Linked DNA regions of Homo sapiens: regions 2 and 3 are each linked to region 1. The links are chromatin contacts, found by Hi-C or POLR2A ChIA-PET in ENCODE. All regions are on one chromosome and are shown on one strand. The core of a region is the stretch at or near the end of the contact, and the rest is flanking DNA. Distances in the headings are between cores, read along the strand shown. Region 1 holds the start of LHPP (phospholysine phosphohistidine inorganic pyrophosphate phosphatase). Region 2 holds the start of BNIP3 (BCL2 interacting protein 3). Region 3 holds the start of DENND10 (DENN domain containing 10).

What was found. A loop is a pair of places that touch in the nucleus more often than their neighbours do. ChIA-PET counts read pairs that join two places held with the same protein, here RNA polymerase II (POLR2A). Pooled maps may share reads with other maps.
Region 2: a pooled map shows a loop between it and region 1 (7-fold over the local background). The contact joins the promoter of BNIP3 here to the promoter of LHPP in region 1. A Hi-C loop is called at or near these places in 5 of 50 pooled maps.
Region 3: a pooled map shows a loop between it and region 1 (3-fold over the local background). The contact joins the promoter of DENND10 here to the promoter of LHPP in region 1. A Hi-C loop is called at or near these places in 2 of 50 pooled maps. POLR2A ChIA-PET finds 5 or more read pairs at or near these places in 2 of 52 experiments (CD4-positive, alpha-beta T cell and WTC11).

Annotation. Positions count from the first base shown.
Region 1 is chr10:124,459,884-124,463,677 of GRCh38, forward strand. It overlaps LHPP (phospholysine phosphohistidine inorganic pyrophosphate phosphatase), which reads left to right and starts at 1,940. Exons shown (of 7, transcript NM_022126.4): 1 at 1,940-2,104. The coding sequence starts at 1,980. RefSeq lists a silencer at 1,820-2,279.
Region 2 is chr10:131,979,992-131,983,785 of GRCh38, forward strand. It overlaps BNIP3 (BCL2 interacting protein 3), which reads right to left and starts at 1,932. Exons shown (of 6, transcript NM_004052.4): 1 at 1,770-1,932. The coding sequence starts at 1,815. RefSeq lists an enhancer at 1,111-2,035 and silencers at 1,443-1,672, 1,903-2,202, 2,253-2,442, 2,483-2,602.
Region 3 is chr10:119,102,489-119,106,282 of GRCh38, forward strand. It overlaps DENND10 (DENN domain containing 10), which reads left to right and starts at 1,625. Exons shown (of 9, transcript NM_207009.4): 1 at 1,625-1,709. The coding sequence starts at 1,655. RefSeq lists a silencer at 1,414-2,193 and an enhancer at 3,335-3,794.

The DNA of each region.
Region 1 (3,794 bases), core at 690-3,189:
AAGGGGGCACTATTCTGTCTACTGTAGTCGTAGAAATGAAAAGGGACTTGCCCAAGAGTACCCACAGAGCTGACTGAAAAGAAACAACTATGGGTAGGCTCACACCACTGGCAGAAGCACCCCTTTTCCTCCTCCTTGGCATGAAGCTAAAGCCCAGCCATTCTCCAAGGTCCATTTCAGGCTGCCCCTGCCCAGAAGCCACAGCTGCCCTCCTAGGCCTGCAGAGGTCATCCTCTTGACTGTGTCTGTGTCACTCATTGCCACTTGGCACACATTTGGTCAGCAGTCGTGAAGGTCTTCCATTGTTCTCTGCCCAGTCTTGATCCTGGAAGGCAAGGATCACACCCTAGAACTTTTTTGTGCCCACTGCACAGAGTAGGGTCTCAATACGTGTACGGTTCATGATGTTCCTAGCAGATTCTCCAAACTGACTCACTCAGCCCCTGGAACACTAAAAACTGCATTTCCCAGACTCCTTTGCAGCGTGGGCTAGGTTCCACCAAGCCAGACACAGTGAAAGTGAGTGGGTGGCCACAGGTGGAGGGCACAGTGGTGGATATGTTTTGTTCTTTTGGGGGCAGCTATGCTGGGGGCTGCACTAAGTGATGGGGCAGTGGTCCCAATGGAGTAGTAAAATTAAGTGTTTCTCGTGGCTGCATGGCTCCTGGCTGTGTAGGACTTAGACCCGTCATCTGTAAGCTCCTTCACCTCATGTAAACAAAACCCCTCTAGCTGGAGTGGTGTCTATTGTCTGCGACTAAGAACCCTTATATAAGGTATACTACTCCCCAACCCCATTAGTGGAAATCCCAAAGGGTAGGAACTGTATTTTATTTCACTTGTAAACAGCTCCCCTAGTAAGCATGTCAACAAAATATACACAATTCATTGAACCCCATAACATTTCAACGAATTCCTCATCCTTTCTGTGAATCAAGAGCCTGAAAAGAAATGGTGAAATAATATGATCCTCTCTTCTTTGAAAGCTCAAAGCTATGTTGGACCAGAAGTAAAGTGTTCTCGTTTCTATTTAATAACTTGAAAGGTTCCGAGGGGCCATTGAGGAAACTCCTCCCTTTTAATATCAATGTGTATTTATTGCAAAAATAATGTAGCATCGAGTGGTATTTTATAGCTTATCCAAAAACCTCCTGGGTTTAACGCATTGTGATAGTCCCGTTTTCTTCTCAGCCCAGGTCCTATGCATCCTCATCTATGCAGGGCTGTTATCTGCATATAATTTTTTTTTTTTTTAAGACAAAGTCTTGCTCTGTCGCCCCGGCTGGAGTGCAGTGGTGCAATCTCGGCTCACTGCAACCTCCGCCTCCCAGGTTCAAGCGGTTCTTCCGCCTCAGCCTACCGAGTAGCTGGGACTACAGGCATGCGCCACCACACCTAGGTGATTTTTGTATTTTTAGTAGAGACAGGGGTTTCACCATGTTGACCAGGCTGGTCTCGAACTCCTGATCTCAAGCGATCCACCCGCCTCAGCCTCCCAAAGTGCTGGGATTACAGGCATAAGCCACTACGCCCGGCCTCAATTTTGTATTGTACTTTTTCTTTCTTTCTTTAATAGAGACAGGGTCTCACTATGTTGACTAGGTTGGTCTAGAACTCCTGGGCACAAGCTGTCCGCCCGCTTCTGCCTCCCAAAGTGCTGGGATTGCAGGCGTGAACCACCGCCCCTGGCTACAGGTGCCTTCTTGTCTCAATTTGCCTTTGACCTTTCTTAGGGACTTGTTTTCTGCTTTTCCTGCTCTTTGTCCGCTGATCTCCTGGGAAGAAAGCTTCCGAAAAGGACACCGTTTCAGGGGCGAGTGACGCCGGGGTGCCCAGGCCGCGCCCCAGTTCCGGGTTTGCACCCGGTCTTCTTGCCCTGCCCCGCCCGCGGGACTACAGTTCCCAGGCGCCCCTGCGCGGCCGCGGCGCCGGCGCCGGCGTCGGTTGGGACGCGGAGCTGAGGAGCAGGGCCGGGCGCCATGGCACCGTGGGGCAAGCGGCTGGCTGGCGTGCGCGGGGTGCTGCTTGACATCTCGGGCGTGCTGTACGACAGCGGCGCGGGCGGCGGCACGGCCATCGCCGGCTCGGTGGAGGCGGTGGCCAGGTGAGTGGGCCCCGGGACGCCGCTGGGGCCGCCGAGCTCTAAGCTCAGCCCGCTCCCTGGCTGCCGGCAGGGGGCGGGGCGGCAGGGGGCGGGGCCGCGGCGCAGGCCCCGCCTCGGTCTCCCCCTTCCCACCCCGGTGCGCGCACAGTGCTGACCACGGACGACCCCACTGTTGCCCCCGGCGAGCACCAGGACTCTGCTGGTTAGGGCTGCGCGGTCAGACAGGGCGGCCACCTGGTACGTGCGCTGCTGAGCGCTTGACCTGCGGCCAGTCTGAATTGAGATGTGCTGTAAGCGTAAAATGCATACCGATTAACAAGACTTAGCCGGGCGCGGTGGCTCGCATCTGTGATTCTAGCACTTGCAGAGGCAGAGGAGGGAGGATCGCTTGAGGCTAGGGGGTTGGAGACCACCCTGGGCAACATAGGGAGACCCCGTCTCTGCCAAAAATTTAAAAATTAGCCGGGTGTGGTGGTGCACGCCTGTAGGCCCAGCCACTTGGGAGGCTGAGGCAGGAGGATCGCTTGAGCCCAGGAGGTCAAGGCTACAGTGAGCTGTGATCACCCCACTGTACTCTAGCCTGGACTGCAGAGCGAGACGGTCTCATAAACAAAACCCCCAAAAACACCAGACTTCGTGAGTAAAATGTAAAATAAAAACATGAAAATGGGTTATGTTGTTTGCCTGTTGAAATGATATACTTTTTGTTTGTTTTGTTTTGTTCTTTTCAGATGGAGTCTTGCTCTGTCGCCCAGGCTGGAGTGCAATGGCACGATCTCGGCTCACTGCAACCTCCGCCTCCCGGGTGCAAGTGATTCTCCCCCTTCAGGCTCCCGAGTAGCTGGGATTACAGGCACCCGCCATCATGCCCAGTTACTTTTTTTATTTGTTTTGTTTGAGACGGAGTTTTGCTCTTGTTGCCCAGGCTGGAATGCAGTGGTGCAATCTCTGCTGACTGCAACCGCCGCCTCCCAGGTTCAAGCGATTCTCCTGCCTCAGCCTCCTGAATAGCTGGAATTACAGGCATGTGCCACCACACCCGGCTAATTTTTTGTATTTTTAGTAGAGACGGGGTTTCACCATGTTGGGCAGGCTGGTCTCTAACTCCTGACCTCAGGTGATCCACCTGCCTCGGCCTCCCAAAGTGCTGGGATTATAGGCGTGAGCCACATGCCCAGTTGATAATATTTTTAATATACTGTTTTAGGTTAAAATATTTGAAATTAAGTATACCTTTTTTTTTTAACTTTTGTTAATGTGCTTATTAGAAAACTTTAAATTACCTTTGTGGCTCTCATTATAATTCTGTTGGACTGCATTGGTTTAGGTGAGAGGAGGAGGAAGAGAACATCGTGCCAGCCAAGACTTGACCATGAGGACACTTTTTTTTTTTTGAGACAGTTTTGCTCTTGTTGCCCAGGCCGGAGTGCAGTGGCGCCATCTGGGCTCACTGCAACCTCTGCCTCCCAGGTTCAAGTGATTCTCCTGCCTCAGCCTCCCAAGTATCTGGGATTACAGGCACCCGCCACCACGCCCAGCTAATTTTTGTATTTTTGGTAGACATGGGGTTTCACCATACTGGCTAGGCTGGTCTCGAACTCCTGACCTCAACTGATCCACCTGCCTGGGCCTTCTAAAGTGCTGGGATTACAGGCGTGAGCCACCGCACCTGGCTGACACTTTTCTTTGT
Region 2 (3,794 bases), core at 682-3,181, 7.5 Mb after region 1:
CCACGCCGAGCCCACAGTGGCCCCGTCCTGCCGCGCGGACACTCAGGGCGGCCCAAGGAATCGCCTACATGGGATCCACCCCGCGGGTAACTATCTTTTTATAGAATAAACAAAACAGAAAAACAAAAATCTCGTAACTCCGGCGCTGGCCGCCTTGCACTGCCAATGACTCAGCAGCCTGTGTAAGTTACATATTGGAGAGAGGACCGAGCCCCCCGGAGCCCCCTCCACCTCCCAGCGCCCAGATCCCAGCCGGACAGTGAAACGCACAATGTCAGGAGTAACGCGGCTTCACAACCGGAAAATGGGTGATTTTATGGCAAAGAGTTTATAAAAACATCCCTTGGACTTTATTTTATGACAAAAGATAGGAAAACACCTCTTAATCTATTTCAAAATAGTAATTAGCCAATGTTTAAATTTCAAGAGGAAAAATCCGAATTACAGGATTTTAAAGAATATGGTTTTAGGCCAGGCGCGCCTGGTGGCTCAGGCCTATAATCCCAGCACTTTGGGAGGCCGAGGCGGGAGGATCGCTTGAGCCCAGTTCAGACCAGCCTGGGCAACACAGTGAGACCCCGTCTCTTAAAAAAAAAAAAAGGTAAAAAAAAAAAGCTTGTAGTGTTCATATGTATATATATATATTATTCAATATATTACGGTAACTAAGTCCTGCCTAGTAAAATCTTTTTTTTTGTAATAAAATTAGCAACTCACTAAATTTATGTGAATATATGGTTTTAAAAACTCTCAATGAAGATTAAAAGTTCACTGTCAGAGGTTTCAGCAGTCCTTTCCCAAGCTTATTTACATGCTAATTTTGCTTAGTAAACTCTGGCTTCAAAGAACACAAAGGTCAGCTGCCACCAGGTCCCTCCTCCGAGGCTTTGGCCCTAGGGACCCTGGGAAGGCGGCTTCAGTGCCCGCTTCCCTGAGCAAAGGCTCGTCTGGACTCTGACGCGGACCCACCGGGTGGGGTGGGTCTCCACGCCACCCGGCTGTGCGTGGGGCAAGTCCTGCACCCCGGGCCTGCGTTTCCCGCTGCGTGAACGGATGGTCTTGCGAATCTAGCCAAGGGCACACAGCGAGCCTCTACTCGGGCATTAGGCAGGCTGTAACGACTGAGTGCTGCACGGGCAGCGTCCTTTTGCTTGTGTTTTCTTAACCCGTAAGTCATTTAAAGCTTTGTTTTGGAACGACCCTCTAGTGAAATTGGAACATGCCCATTTAATGCCATATTTTAAAAACGCTGTAACCCCCTCCCATCTCCGCGTTCACCCTTGAGGAAATCCTAACAGTCACCATGGATATAAACATTAATAACAAAATTAAAGCTCATAACAGGCCACTTGCCACGCCTTGGTGTTTGGTCATTAAAACCAATACTGGTCTGAACTACAGACCGCGGAGGGCAACGTGGACTTTGAGGCTGTTCGGTCCAACTGCGAGACGCAGATTCACCTCCAGGTGGAATTCTAGCTCGCGCGGAGCTGGAGAATCGGGGCTTTCCCGTGCGGTCCGACCCGGGTCCAAGCCAACCCCCGCCCGAGTGGCGAGGCCGCGAACCCCGGGCAGTACGCGGGGTCCCCACGCCCCGGGCTCCGCATGCCCGCAGGAGGGGTGGGTACGGAAGGGGAGGATGGCGCAGCCTCGCCCGGCCCGCGATGCCCCCTAGGCCTCCCCGGCAACCTCCCCTTGGCGCCCTCTTGGCCTTCCCCAGGCTTCCCCCCCGCGCCCCCTCGGCTCCCGCGCCGCCTCCTCCGCCTCACCCTGCAGGCTCTCCTCCTGCATCCCGGGCGCTCCGTTCTGCGACATGGCGCCAGAGGGCAACTGCGGCGATCGGAGTCCGCGCCGGGCTGCGGGATGTGCTTCAGCTGCGGGCGGTGGGAAAGCGGAGGTCGGAGCGCCGCGGCCCAGCTGCGCTCCCGGACTGAGCGGAGCCCCGCAGCCCGGCCGGAGGAACTCACAGGGCAGGGCGGGGCCGGGCGGATCTGCGGCCGCGTCGCCCATTGGCCGCGACTTGGGGCCTGCGCGTGCGCAGGGGCGTGGGGTGCGTGTGGCACGTGCGGCGCGTGCGCGGGGCGGGTCCTGCGGTGGGCGAGGGGCAGAGGCCTGCGGTGCGCGGGACGCGGGCGGGGAGAGGGGCGGGGCGAGGGGCGCGCAGGCGCGAGGGCGGCAGCGACCGCCTGAGGTGAGCCGGCCCGGGCTGGACGCCGCGGGCCGCGTGACGAGTGGGCTGCGCGGTCGCCGCCGCGGCGGGCGGTGGGCCGGGTTCTCCTTTGAAGGGGCGGTGGGACCGGCGGACTCTCTGGGCACTGGCTACCACGGAGACGCCGCTACGCTTCGGGGCGGGGCCCGTCTTTCCATCCTGCTAGTGGGGAAACTGAGGCGCGGGGCTGGCGGCGTCCGTGCGGGGGGCGTGAGGACGTGCAGGGAAGCGGCCGCTGCGGCTCCGAGACGGCCCGTGGGGTCGGGACCTGCGCCCGGGGCGGGAGCTGCGAGCGGTGGGCCGGAGCTGAGCGTCTCGGGACGGGACCGCGTCCCCGGGTCTTTGCCCGCCCCGCCGGGGCGCCCCTGCGTGAACAGCGGGGCCCGTTGTGTCCGGGGCGTCCGCCCGCAGGAAGAAGCGGAGGCTCGAGCAGAGTCGAAAGAGTCTGCCCGAGGGAGGCGCGGACCCCAGGGGCCCGGGAGAGGCGCGCCGTCCGCCTCTGCGGCAAGGGGCCTCCGGGGTGCAAACGCGGTGTGGGGCGGGCGTCCCCGGGGTGGGACGCCCCGTCCACGGGGCGGAGTGGCGCTTGGTCGGGCCGGGTGGGTGCCCGGCTTCCGTGGGAGCCAGCCTGGCGTGGGGGCCTCGCAGCCTCGGGACTGGGAGGCACTTTTCAGAGGAAAGTCGCTTTCTCATTTCCCGCTTTTGATCAAAAGTCTTTCTTCTTGAAAGCATTGTTGATCCAAATCCAAGTGTCAAGGTGCGCCCCAGAAACGCTGCTTCCCAGACAGTCGTGTCTGGTCTTGCGGGAAAGGAGGAGGCGTCCCGCCAAGGAACCAGGCGCTCAGAAGCTGAACCGGGGTCACAGAGCCGCGAAGCCAGACCTCAGTCGCTGCGTGCATTTCATCCCTGCTCTTGCCTGTTGAATCGTCTCTAGTCTTTGGAGTGCCATGATTTTAGTTTTCTCAGGAGTAACAAACATCCAGAGGCCAGTGTGGGGCGCATGTCTTTCATCTCAGCACTTTGGGAGGCCGAGGCAGGAGGATCGCTGGAGCCCAGGAGTTGGAGACCAGTCTGGGCAATATGGCGAAACGCTTTCTCTCCCCTAAAAAAATACAAAAAACTTAGCTGGGTATGGTGGCACCTGCTGTGGGAGGATTCCTTGAGCCCAGGAGGTAGGGGCTACAGTGAGCCATGATCAGGCCACTACCCTCCAGCCTGGGCAACAGTGTGAGACCCTGTCTCAAAAAAAAAAAAAAAAAAACCGCCAGAGATACATAGCATAGCATTAATAATTTCGATAGTAGAACTGTAGTGCTGGCCAGGCAGTGGTTCTTGTGTGTAATCCCAGCATTTGGGGAGCCCAAGGCAGGAGGGTCACTTGAGCCTGATAGTTCAAGACCAACCTGGCAACACAGAAAGACTCCATCTCTATTAAAACAAAAATGTTACCAAGTACGGTGCACATAAGGATTACAATGAAAAAGAGAATGTGTATGCCAGAATGAAAAACGGAACCTATTCGAGGGAGTCAACTAAAAGTATTACGAAGAAAATCAAATGGAGAATTGTTCAGAATAGTGTAGCC
Region 3 (3,794 bases), core at 375-2,874, 5.4 Mb before region 1:
GTTATACTACAACAGGAAGCCCAGAGAATAGAAGGGCACGTAGTTCAGGGTGCTGCCTTCCAGGGGTTCAGTTTAGTGAGAGAAACAGGAATGCCATATACACACCTAAATATACTCCAATGTATAAATTGCAGCCTGGGCAACATAGCGAGAAACTGTCTCCAAAAAAAAAAGAAAGAAAAAAGAAAAAAACAGGCGCAGTGGCTCACGCCTGTAATCCCAGCTACGCAGGAGGCTGAGGCAGGAGAATCCCTTAAAACCGAGAGGCGGAGGTTGCAGTGAGCCGAGATCGCGCTATTGCACTCCAGGCCGGGCAACTGAACAAGACTCCATCTCAAAAAAAAAAAAAAAAAAAGAAAAAAGAAAAAAAGATGAGGGTGGGATTGTATTCCTGCAGACACCAAGGACCCTCCCTAATTAGCTCTGTGTGACTTGGGGTTGGGGCAGACAGTAGATCCAGAGGAGGAATCTTGGAGCCAAATCTTCCAATGTCTGAGTCGTTACTATCATTCAGATCTCAGTTCAAATATCCCTTTCTCAGAGAAGCCTTTCTTGACACCCATTTTAGAGCAGCACACCTCCACTCTCTAACACACTGCCTCCAGGGCACATATCGTTGCCTCCAGGGCACATATCATTCTGAGCTTTTTTACTATTATCTATCTATCTGTCATCTATTTATCTATTTATTTATTTTTGAGACAGGGTCTCACTCTGTCACCCAGGCTGGAGTGAGTGGCAGGATCACAGCTCACTGCAGCCTCAAAATCCTGGGCTCAAATGATTTTCCTGCCTCAGCCTGAGAGTAGCTGGGACTACAGGTGCATGCCACTATGCCTGGCTAATTTTTAAATTTTTTTTGTAGAGATGGGTCTCACTATGTTGCCAAGGCTGATCTCGAACTCCTGACCTCAAGTGATGCTCCTGCCTTGGCCTCCCATCGTGTTGGGATCAGAGGCGTGAGCCACCTCACCTGGCCTGGATTATTTATTCTACTCGCCAATTGTCTGTCTTCCCCAGTGGACTGCTCTGTCTTGTTCAGCCCTATAAGGTATCCCCAGTGCCTTATTAGGCCCTCAATTTTTGTTTTGTTTTGTTTTGGGGGTGGCTGGATGAAGGAATGGATGGAGACCCTTCCTCCATCCTCAGGACGCCTCTTTTTAGGAACAAGGTGACCTGTTCTTTTGAGCTTGACCAGAGGGCAGAGGTAGAACAAGGAAAGCCTACGACGGGAAGAAAGATTGGAGTGGATTGAGAAGAAGAAGGATGAACAGCTGGATTAGAGAAATTGAGGCAGGCTGCGGAGACTCAAGGAGGTTTCCAAGGGCGAAGGGCCACGGGCAGAAGACGAGTGGAGCTGCACTGAGCAGGTCCTGGCAGGGAGGACTGGGGCTGGAATAGGTGGGCCTGCGGGTGGGGCGGGGCCGACGGGGGGGGTTGATGGTCCTGTGATGGGGCGGGGCGGGAGGGAGGCGGGTCCTACAGCGGGAGGCGGGGCCTGTGATGGTCCGGGGAGGGAGGCGGGGCTTATGATGGGCCGGGGAGGGAGGCGGGGCCTGTGATGGGGGCGGGCCCTACGGCGGGCGGGGCGGGGTTCGGGTGCGAGGCCGGTCCTGCAGGCGGCAGCCAGAGCTGCGCGCCGCGGCGGCGGAAGATGGCTGCGGCCGAGGTGGCGGACACTCAGCTGATGCTTGGAGTCGGGCTGATCGGTGAGGACGTAGGCGCCCTGCCTGGAAGCCCGCACCCTGGTTCTGCCTCTGCTCCACCTCGGCCCGGGGCAGCCCGGGCTCCCGCGGCCCCCGGCGCCGACCGCATGAGGAGGGCGCGGCCCCCTCCCTGTTGGGCCTGGACTGGGGACTGCGGAGCCCGGCCTCCTTGGTGCAGGGGACCCGGCCCGCCGCCCTCGCCCGCCCGCCCGCGGCCGCCTGTGGGGCCTGCCCGGCCCGAGGGAGCCCGGGGACCTCCAAGATTCCGGGGTGGAGCTCCCCCTGCACGCCCCGGGTTGCCCGGCGGAGCCGGGACGTCGAGCGCTCCCAGGCTGGGCAGCTGCGAGGGGCGCTGCGCGGGCGGGGCCGGGCCGGGCGGGAGCAGCCGGCTGGCGGCGCGGCGCGGCGCGGCGGGGAGGAGGCAGGGTCCGGTTCCCCCGAGCCGGGGGCGGGCGGCTGCCTCGGAGCCACGGGTGACTGCCCGCCCGGGCGGCCCCCATCGTGGGACCGGGCAGCTGGAGACTGCTGGGCCGGGTGCTGCGCGTTGTACACACATTGTCTCCTTTTAGCTCTCACCAAGGACCGAGGGGCCGTGGGAAACGTCTGACGCCCACTTCACGGAGGAGCAAATGGAGGCCCAGGCCGTCATTGTGCACGGACACACCATAGGCCGTACAGAGCCGGGAGTGGGACCCTCGCAGTGTATCCCAGAGCCCCCAACCCCCACCAGTGGAGAGCTCCTGCATCATGTGATCGAGCTTGTGCATAAATAAAGCAGGAGTTTCTACACAATCCTGTGTGGTGGAATCTCGGTTAGCTCTGAGGAATGTAATTATCTTCCATAATTAAAAAATATCACACGGGGATCTTTGGGCAGCCTCGTGCAGTATTTAGGGGATGGAACCCGTTGGTTCCCTTCGAAAAAGTTTTATTTTCCCGAGATTTTTGCACACCCCTAAACTCTTTCTATTCCCCAAGTGCGCAATAACATTGCTTAGGCTTTAGCAAAACTGAAGAAATATGCTGATTATTTTTCAGTGCCTCAAAGCAGTGCGTTTATGTGGGAATCGCTTACTGTTTTTATTTCTTTGTCTTTCTTCTTTTTTTTTTTTTTAGACGGGGTCTCCCTCTTATCCAGGCTGGAGTGCAGTAGCGCAATCATCGCTCTCTGCAGCCTCCACCTCCCAGGCCCAAACCATCCTCCCGCCTCGGCCTCCGAGTAGCTGGGACCTCAGGCGTGCACCACCACCCGATTAATTTTTGTATTTTTTGTGGAGATGGGATACCGACATGTTGTCCAGGTGGATTACTGTATTTATTTCTAATGTGATTTTCAAACTGCTTCAAAACAAAACCTAAGTAACTTAGTTTCTCCAGAAGGTACTTTTGAACTAAGGCTAAGTTAAACTGTCTTTATCTACTAATAGCAAATAAAAAGATGACATATGATCATATTTTGAACTCAGCAGTTTTTTAATTATTCACACTAACGTGCATTTAAAAGGGGTTTGCAGCCAGCCTGGGCAATGTGGTAAAACCCTCGTGTCTCTACAAAAAATACAAAAATTAGCCGGGTGTGGTGTGCCTGTAGGTGGGAGGATTGCTTGGTCCCAGGAGGCAGAGGTTGCAGTGAACTGAGATCATGCCACTGTACTCCAGCATGGGTGACAGAGTGAGACCCCCCCCAACCCCGTCTCAAAAAAAGAAATTGAAAAAAGAGGCCAGGCGTGGTGGCTCATGCCTGTAATCCTAGCACTTTGGGAGGCTGAGGCAGGTGGATCAATTGAGGCTGGGAGTTGATCAGCCTGGCCAATATAGCGAGACCCTGTCTTCACTAAAAAGGCAAAAAATTAACTGGGCGTGGTGGTGCACACCTGTAATCTCAGCTACTTAGGAGGCTGAGGCAGGAGAATCACTTGAACCCGGGAGGTGGAAGTTGCAGTGAGCTGAGATCAGAGGTGGAGGTTGCAGTGAGCTGAGATTGCGCCACCGCACTGCAGCCCAAGTGACAGAGTTAGACCCTGTCTCAGAGAGAGAAAAAAAAACAGAATGTGAGTGTCTTTTTTAGTATAATGATTTCTTTTCCTT